2 separate regions of the Homo sapiens genome follow, and region 2 is linked to region 1. A link is a loop called in an ENCODE intact Hi-C map of the cell type or tissue named here. Cell type or tissue: HepG2. All regions are shown on one strand. Each heading gives the region's core, and the rest is flanking DNA. Links, peaks and the distances in the headings are about the cores only.

Evidence for each region. Hi-C counts contacts between places; a loop is a spot of excess contacts. Peaks named below come from ENCODE experiments on the same cell type or tissue, not always from the same donor. Only the 100,000 strongest peaks of a DNase experiment are listed, where the experiment ranks them.
Region 2: it touches region 1 in a loop (1.9-fold over the local background); 1 of 110 quality-filtered maps calls a loop at or near these places.

What each region holds. Positions count from the first base shown.
Region 1 is chr4:73,479,720-73,484,126 of GRCh38, forward strand. It overlaps AFM (afamin), which reads left to right and starts at 2,026. Exons shown (of 15, transcript NM_001133.2): 1 at 2,026-2,144; 2 at 4,222-4,270. The coding sequence starts at 2,057. In HepG2, for the core only: no CTCF peak of the experiment used is centred there; a DNase peak (open chromatin) is centred at 1,832; H3K4me3 peaks cover 704 bases.
Region 2 is chr4:73,531,359-73,535,765 of GRCh38, forward strand. LOC107986287 (a long non-coding RNA gene) reads left to right here. Exons shown (of 2, transcript XR_001741722.2): 1 at 1-1,715; 2 at 2,534-4,407. Among named protein-coding and RNA genes, the nearest start is that of LINC02499, 25 kb to the left of the region's middle. In HepG2, for the core only: no CTCF peak of the experiment used is centred there; a DNase peak (open chromatin) is centred at 2,663.

The DNA of each region.
Region 1 (4,407 bases), core at 261-4,260:
GACAAATAAGAATCCATAGAGTGACTATATCATTGTTTATGTATTCACCTGCAAAGATGTGTTTTGCACTTTTAAATTAATGAGTGACTTGTGAAGTGATATTTTGAAAGTATAAATATGCTATTCCTCAATAATTATTCACCTATGACTTTATCATTCTTTCATGAAACTGGCCTAAATCAGCTATTACTATGGTGGTTACAAATGTTTATGCTTTGTTTCTAACTACAATTATTAGTTGGCATTCTTCTGTAGAGAAGAACTTTCCTTTCCCAATTTTTAATTTTGTATTGGTATAGGTTCATGAATTTAAAAAAATTCCTGTGTTATAATATATTCCAGTAATTATTTATTTTAATTATCAAGTTCTCATCGGCTTCCATTGCATTTAAAAAACTCTTTTTACTTTAAAGGCCTGGTGTGGTGGCTCATGCCTGTAATCCCAGCACTTTGGGAGGCTGAGGTGGACGGATCACAGGGTCTGGAGATCAAGACCATCCTGGCTAACACAGTAAAACCCCATCTCAACTAAAAATACAAAAAATATCCTGGCATGGTGGGGTGCACCTGTAATCCCAGCTACTCAGGAAGCTGTAGTAGGAGAATCGCTTGGACCCGGGAGGCAGAGGTTGCAGTGAGACACGATCACGCCACTGCACTCCAGCCTGGGTGACAGAGTGAGACTGTCTCAAAAAAAAAGGTAATAAAAAATATATATATTTAAGGCGTGCAAGATGATGTTTTGAATACATATACATAGTGACTTGAGTACTACAGCCAAGCTAATCAACGCATCCGTCTCTTGACGTATTTTATTTATTTATTTATTTTTGAGACAGAGTCTTGCTCTGTCCCCCAAGCTGGAGTGCAGTGCGCGATCTCGGCTCACTGCAACCTCTGCCTCCCAGGTTTAAGTGATTCTCATGCCTCAGTCACCTGAGTAGCTGGGATTACAGGCGCATGCCACCACTCCCAGCTAATTTTTGTAGAGACAGGGTTTTGCCATGTTGGCGCAGGTTGGTCTTGACCTCCTGGCCTCAAGAGATCCACCTGCCTCGGCTTCCCAAAGTGCTGGCATTACAGGTGTGAGCCACCACGCCCAGCCAGTTATCTATTTTTTTTTCTTTTAAGACAGTGTGAATTCTTAAGACCTAGTCTCTTAGCATATTCTAAGCATACAATACAGTATTATTAGCTGTAGTCCATGTGATGCATTTGAACTTACTCATTCTACGTAACTGAAACTTTGCACCCTTTGACAAGCATCTCCCCATTTCCTCTACCTCCTGCCCTTGATAACCACCATTTTATGCTCTGTTTCTAGTTTGATTTTTTAGATTCCACATATAAGTAGGATTATGCAGTGCTTTTCTTTCTGTGTCTGATTTATTTCACTTAACATGATGTTCTCCAGGTTCATCCACATATTCTCATATGGCAGAATTTCCTTCTTTTTAAAGATTAAATAGTATTCCATTGTGTGTGTGTGTGTGTGTGTGTGCGTGTGAGATTTATTTATTTATTTAGTTTTTTATATGTTGACTGACAGGTTGTTTTCATATTTTGGCTATTGTGAATAATGAGGTAATAAACACCGAAGTGCAGGTATATCTTCTTAATTTTTTATTTTTAATTTTTGTGAGTACATAGTAGGCGTACATATTTATATATCTTTGAGATACTGATTTCACTTCCTTTGGATATATATGCATAAGAGAGATTGCTTGATTATATCTGTTCTGGCCCTTTGTTCCTTTAACATTTGCAGTATTTTAAGTTTTTTTTTGGTTGTCTATTTGATTAAGTATTGTGCATACTTAGCCTGTGGACTTTTGTTCCAACTCAGTAGATTTTTTCCAGCGAAACACAAAGGTAATTTTTTTTTCTGGTTAATATTTAGCAAGAATTCTGCAGAGTGATCAAAAAAATCAAATACTCAGTATTTCAGAAATAGATTAAATAGGTTACTTTTTTACTGATAATGTGAAAGAATGATATAAAAACTTGATTTTCCTCAACAACATTACTTTCTTTTGTAAATGTGGTTTCTACAAAGATGAAACTACTAAAACTTACAGGTTTTATTTTTTTCTTGTTTTTTTTGACTGAATCCCTAACCCTGCCCACACAACCTCGGGATATAGGTAAGAAATTTACTTGTATATCAGCTAAAGCATGACCAGTTAGGATAATTTCTATTTTTAAAATTTTGTTTTCTTTCAAGTTAATTCTTTACTTGCTTTTTTCACCCTCTCACTAATTTACATAGGCTAACCAGTTATCCAAAACTAACCTTTTCAGAATTTTTATTTTGATGGTAATTTTTATATTACCAAGTCTATATGAAGAAAGAGTTGTCACATCTGAAGAATAATCAGCAGTCTATGACAGGACAGAAAGTGTTGCTGGGAGATACATTTGGATTTTAATGTTGGTATTTCTTGCATATATGTATAGTTTATGGTAACAGTGGAACAATAGATGTTAACTGGGATTTTTCTGGAACCTTTGGTTGTCCAACATATTTCCCAACTATATCTTTATGGAATGCAGAACCTAGTTCCTCCTTCAACTGTACAGTTTGAACATCCCTCCTGAGCCTGGCCAAGGCCATCTCAGTCTGTAGGAAGGGATGACTTTTTTTATTTCTTCCATCCAAAGGGGAAATATTTTGAACCTCATATGTCTAGAGGAGGTGTCTTTTTCTAATCCTTTTTGGCCTAGAAGGAGCTCCTTTCTTTGACTTGAACAAATGTGCCCTAAGCATGGCAGTGGCCCTGAAGGCATGGATCGTGTCTTACGTGTCTTACTCAATTTGACATGCCCCTACAATACCAGCTAGTGAAGACTGGTCATTTCTGAGTTTTCCTGCTCCTTTTCCCTCGTAACAACCTGTTTCAAAATCTTGATTTTTTGCCTCTTTAATATCTTTTGTATCTATATTTTCCTTTTCATTTCCATTACTCCTACCAAAATTTAGATCTTGCTGATTTCTCAGTGTGACAGTTGCAAAGTCTCCTATGGCCTTCTTACTTTGTCCCATCCACCCTTCTTTTGCCCATTTATTTGACAATAGTTCTTTCTACCTTTTTCTATTTGTCTGGCACTGTGGAAAGTCCCATGACATTACATATACCACTACCTGACTCGTATTTCTTAGTGTATAGAAATGATCAGATTACTATCCTATATAAACATTTTCCAGGGCTCTCCATGTCTTCCAAATGAAGCCCATACTCCTTAGCTTTATATACAAGACTCCTATAATCTGGGCCCAGGTTCTTTCTATCCTAGGTACCATTATTCCTCTTTGTGACCCACTTTCTCATCAAAATAGATTGACTTTCCCTAAATACTTCTCAAGATTTCTTAATGCATTTATTCACATCATTCTCTCTCCACACAGACAGACAGGGTTTTTCATTTTTCCGTCAGCTGAATCTCTTACATTTACTCATGCTCAACTCATATCTCACTCCTCCTATAATCCTTTTTTTTCTTTCTTTCTCACCCAGGATTCATAAAGCATTCCCAACTTAATCCCATTCTAAATTAGATTATTGTCACATGCACGAGTAACTTCTATTAGAGAGCAGCTTAGGAACCTGATGTCAAGGGGAGATATTTTAGTCATTGTTGATTGCTTCACAGGGTCCAGCACAACACTTTGCAAAAAATAAATGTAGCTTATGTGAACAAACATAAATATGCTCCAATTAGTGTATGCTCATTGGGAGGGAATCCATGATTTTAGGTGGATCTGGAGATGACCTAAATAGCTGTGACTGAGTAGCGCTAAAAACTATGCTGACCACCAGCATGCTACAGCATCTCTCATCAGGCTCTGTTATGGCATTGAATCAGCCATTAGTTAATCTTCATATCACTTCTCTAGTCATAAATGATAGACATTTAGCATGGTAATGTATTTGACATTTCTATCTGGGGAGCCATCAATGGCAAATTTAAAGTCTAGTCAGATTAAGATTTATTTAGGTCAATTCAATTTGGTAAATATTTCTTGAACACATAATCAACAATGACTAAGATTTCCTATTTTGTTCACATGACTTATTTGTTTCTTGTTAAATATGCAAAATTATCTCCTGTCATCAGTGGTCTATTTTGTATTTTATACACTTAAATGCCATGTATAGTTATTTATTTGAAAAATGTTAGAAAACCATGCTATGTAATAACCTAAATATTCTTGCTTTTCAGAGAACTTCAATAGTACTCAAAAATTTATAGAAGATAATATTGAATACATGTGAGTTGTGCTAAATACTTTTTGATGATGATTTTTAAAATGATATATTCTAGAAATGTTAATGCTTCTCAAAAGTAATTTAACTAAATAGAAGCCATATCCAAGAAGACAACTTTAATTATAAAATTCAGGCAAAG
Region 2 (4,407 bases), core at 202-4,201, 52 kb after region 1:
GTTCTGGTGGCTCTCTGAACTTTTGATTGCTTACTTTCTTGTGCTCACTTATGTTCTAAATGCTTGAGATTCCGGAACAAGTGATCTTTGGGAAAGAAAGATTTTATAAAACACACCATGCTATACTTCTGCATTTTGGCCTCTTTTAAACAACTCAGTAGAAGACTTTTTAATTTCGAAGAGAAACACAATTTTTATCTTTGTTTCCTTCTTTATTAATAATGAGATTAACTTTTTCTGTTACTGCAAGACTTCTTTAATAAACTGTTTTTTTCTAATCACAGCTAGAATGCAACAAAAATATATTAGAGAATTATCTTTGAGATATCATAATTTATGTGAAATTATTTTGAAAAGTGCTTGTTCATATCTTTTGCCCACTTTTTGATGGGGTTGTTTGTTTGTTTTTTCTTATATATTTGTTTAAGTTTCTTACAGATGCTGTAATTAAATTTACTTATGAAGTAGAAAAAGCAGTGTAAGTTATATCTAGATTTGTAGACTTTGTTGCTGTTGTTAATCACCCCTTTTGATTAAACCTGTTTGAAAAATCATTTATCTCTCATTTTACAAAGTCTGTTAATGGAAACCTGGCTCCTTTCTCTCCACTTATGTTACTTGCCTGTTCTAATAGGGCACATAGTGCCGTAGATGTAGATGAAAAGGCATAATCCTCAACTGCCCTTGTCATCTCCTACTTCAACTTATTCCATCCATTCAAATCCTTTAGTCTCTTTCTCAGAGAACAAAAGATTTTGGATGTTCAGATTCAGGCACTTACTGAATTTTTCTGCATTGTAAAGGCTGGAGGAGAAAAGGTATTTTTTTCTCTTGGAAGCTAGGAACAATTTTGCTCCAACATCACGTGAAACTGAAAAAGTGGGGCTGGGGGTGGAAGAGATTGTTGCCCAGTGTGCTTCTTCCCTGGCCCAGACTGTGTTTCTATACAAGTGGACCTCTGAGGACATACATTTACCTAACATCACTTTCTCCAACTTAGGACAACACTGGGCTTCCTGGAAGCTCAGTTCTCCTTACAGGGCAGGCCCAGACTCCCTATTTCCAGAGAAATTTCAGGGATGTTGCTCAATTGTCAACAGAAGCAAGGGAAACCCAAGCATCTTATACTTTTTGTCTTTATGATAATAGATTTAGCTAGGAAAGTGAGGATGGATAAATTTTGAAGGCTGGTCAACCTTATATTTCATTGCTTATCTAAGCAACTTCTTTTGTTTTTAAATTTAACTTTCATTTTAAGTTCAGGGATACATGTGCATCTAGTTACTTAATTGCTGCACACACTCAGCCTTATCAGCCTTAACCTGATGCCATAATGTAGCTTCAACGTATCACTCTTAGATTTAGATCTTCATCCAATTCTTCTTTCCTGAACCCTTAGTTTATATCCATGACTGCTTAGAGATGTGTAGATGCTACACGGAAGTCTTAAATATCCTTGAGCTCTATATTCACACAGCAAACTATTTGGATTTGCTTTTTAGCCACGCTCCTCAAACCTGTTCTTTTTTCCTGAATATCAATTTTAATAAATTGTGCTACCATCAACCCAGTCTCCTATATTATTCTAGATTATTTTTCTTCACTCTACTTTGTTTCTAAACTAATTGTTGTTTATTAAAATTATCAGTTCTACCTTTCAGAAGTGCTTAAGTCTATCTGGACATTGATTTGGTTCAAACCTCACCATTTTAAAGGTAATTTTTCTCAATAGCCTCTAAATACCTTGTATGTCATTTCCCAAATGTCATGTTTTTATACCTCTAAGACTCTTTATATATAAAGATGAATAGTTCTAAATGCTCTTCTTTTTCTTCAGCTGTTTCAAGCTAACTTCTATTTGTCCTTTAAGATTCAAATTGTTCAAGATCTTCATGGTGACCTCCATCCAGTCTGGAGCCAGTCCCTCTTCTTTCTTCTAAACCATTATATGTGTACTTTTCTTACAACTTCTATTTATAATGTATTATAATTGGTATTGTTTGTTTCACTCTTGGTATTGTTTAATTGTTTCACTCTCCAAGTGTGAGTTTCTAAATGTAGAGACTAGCTTATTCACACCCATACACAATTATTTGTGTATATATGTTTATTAGTACATACGGAAGTGTAGTAGTAATAATATACAACGTGTATAGTAAATTAACAAATAGTGATGTGGTTCAGAGATGAAATACTTCCCAAACTGTGATCTTAAAATAAGAACAACAATAGAAAAACAATAAAACTCTCCATTTGTACTTTGTTGGGCTAAACACGGGAACAATAATACAGTCTGTCTCCTCTTATGTTCTTTAAGAGATGTTTGAAAATCTTGTGACACTTGAGTATGGTCAAGCAGAGAAGCTTTCTTTGTTAGAGTGAGTCACTATAAATGATCTCTTTGTTCTCTCAGTTTGCCAGGGATAAAGCAATATAAGTTACCAACTTTTTCTCTGTTTTTCTGTTAAGAACAATAAAAAATAATCTCAGAATGAAATCTTCAAAAATAACTTCTCCTTTTTATGTTTTATAGAGCCAGCTTATAAACTACCCCTGCTCTAAACAGGCTATCCTATCCAGCAAGGTCACTCAATCCTGTGAACAGCCAGTGCCATTCCAAGGGGAAGGCATATTAACTCAGAAAATGCTGACACACCTGACCTTTCATCCCTGCCACTCAGCAGTTCTACAGAAGACCAATTTGTATGCAAACAATTCACTTACAAGCCAGAATTCCTACAAGCATAATACAGTTTTTCTGTAAACTCTTAGTGATAGAATATGTATTTATGAATTCCTTGGGAAGGGTTGCAAACTCGAATGACCACAAGGGCCAGCCAGGGATGGAGTGGGAACTGTGGGCAGGAGGAGATGCTTTGTAGAGTCCAGAGGTGGCAGTGACTGTTCAGCACCAGAAACATTGCCATATGGGAACTCAGACTTCAGGTAGTTGGGTCTCCTGCATTTTGAGAGAAGCTAGAAATGTCTTGGTATTTAAATGTTCACAACTAACATAGGAATTTAAAAAAAAAAGATGAAGTCAAGTGTATGCAGGTTTTGTTTTAAGGGACTTAGAAATAAGCAAGAGCTTTAGATTCATATACTTTGTCAGCTCTTCTGTTTTAATTAACTTAATATCTACTGCCAGACCCTTGGTAAAACATTTAAAGATTAGAGAGTTGGGGTATTAACATCTCTGGTGTGCATTCAGAAGTGTATATTAACTAGGCAAACTGATTTCAATATACACTAATACATTATTGCTGTGGAAATTGTCTGGAAATGGAAATATTTCCAAAGTCCCTTTAGGGAGTGTTATTTAGAGCTAAACAGAACAACAGAATCTCAGTTTTCCTCAAAGTTCTTTGTAGAATAATCTTAGTTATATTTCCAAAATTATATTTGATACTGGTTAATAAAGGTAAATGCTGCCATCTGAACTCACTTATTATAAATGTCTAAACTTGCATTTGGTAGTAAAATGTTGACAGGCACAACTTCCTAGTGGAAAGCACATTGGACTGTGAGTTGGGAAATGTGAGTTCCAGTCCTAGTTTTGAGTGCATAGCTGTGGAATGGAGGTCAAGTCATTTGATTTACCCAGGCTTTTGTGTTACAACTGTAAATTAAGGTGGTTGGAAGATAACTTCAAAGATCCCTTCTATAATTCTGTTCCTTTGAAAATATTCTAGAGTTCGAATTTCTCTTTCTTGTGACATAGAAGAATGTTTAGATTATGTATGGATGGTTCACTTAAAAGTTTATTTGGGACAGGCAGCCAGCACTTTTTTTGAAAAAATGGTCATACTTACTAATATAAAATTTAGTCTTAAAGATTATTAGGAAAAGTGTATTCTCACCAAACACTTGAAATTATTTTTAGTAAAAGTAAATAGAGTCTCTGAGCCAGAAACTACCCGTTGTTAATCAGGATGTTTCGGGCTCAAGTTCTAAATCTGCCACTCATTACTGTGTGACTTTAGAAAGATCATGTAATTGGCCAGATACAGTGGCTTATGCCTGTAATCCCAGCACTTTGGGAGGTTGAGGCAGAAGGACTGTTTGAGGCCAGGAGTTCAAAAGCAACCTGAGCAACGTAGTGACATCCTGTCTCTACAAGAAATTAAAAAATTAACTGGGTGTGGTAGCCCATGCCTGTAGTCCCAGCTACTTGGGAGGCTGAGACGGGAGAACCTCTTAAGCCCAGGAGGTAAAGATTGCAGTGAGGGGTGATCGCACCACTACATTCCAGCCTAGGCAACATTGTGAGACCCTGTCTCAAAAACAAACAAACAAAAAAAATCATGTATTGATTTGATTTTCTTATCTTAAAATGTAGGCAATAAAACCTCTCTTCTAGCTTTCCAGGTTTCCAAATGCTTTAAGGTCAGTTAAAATTTAATAGTC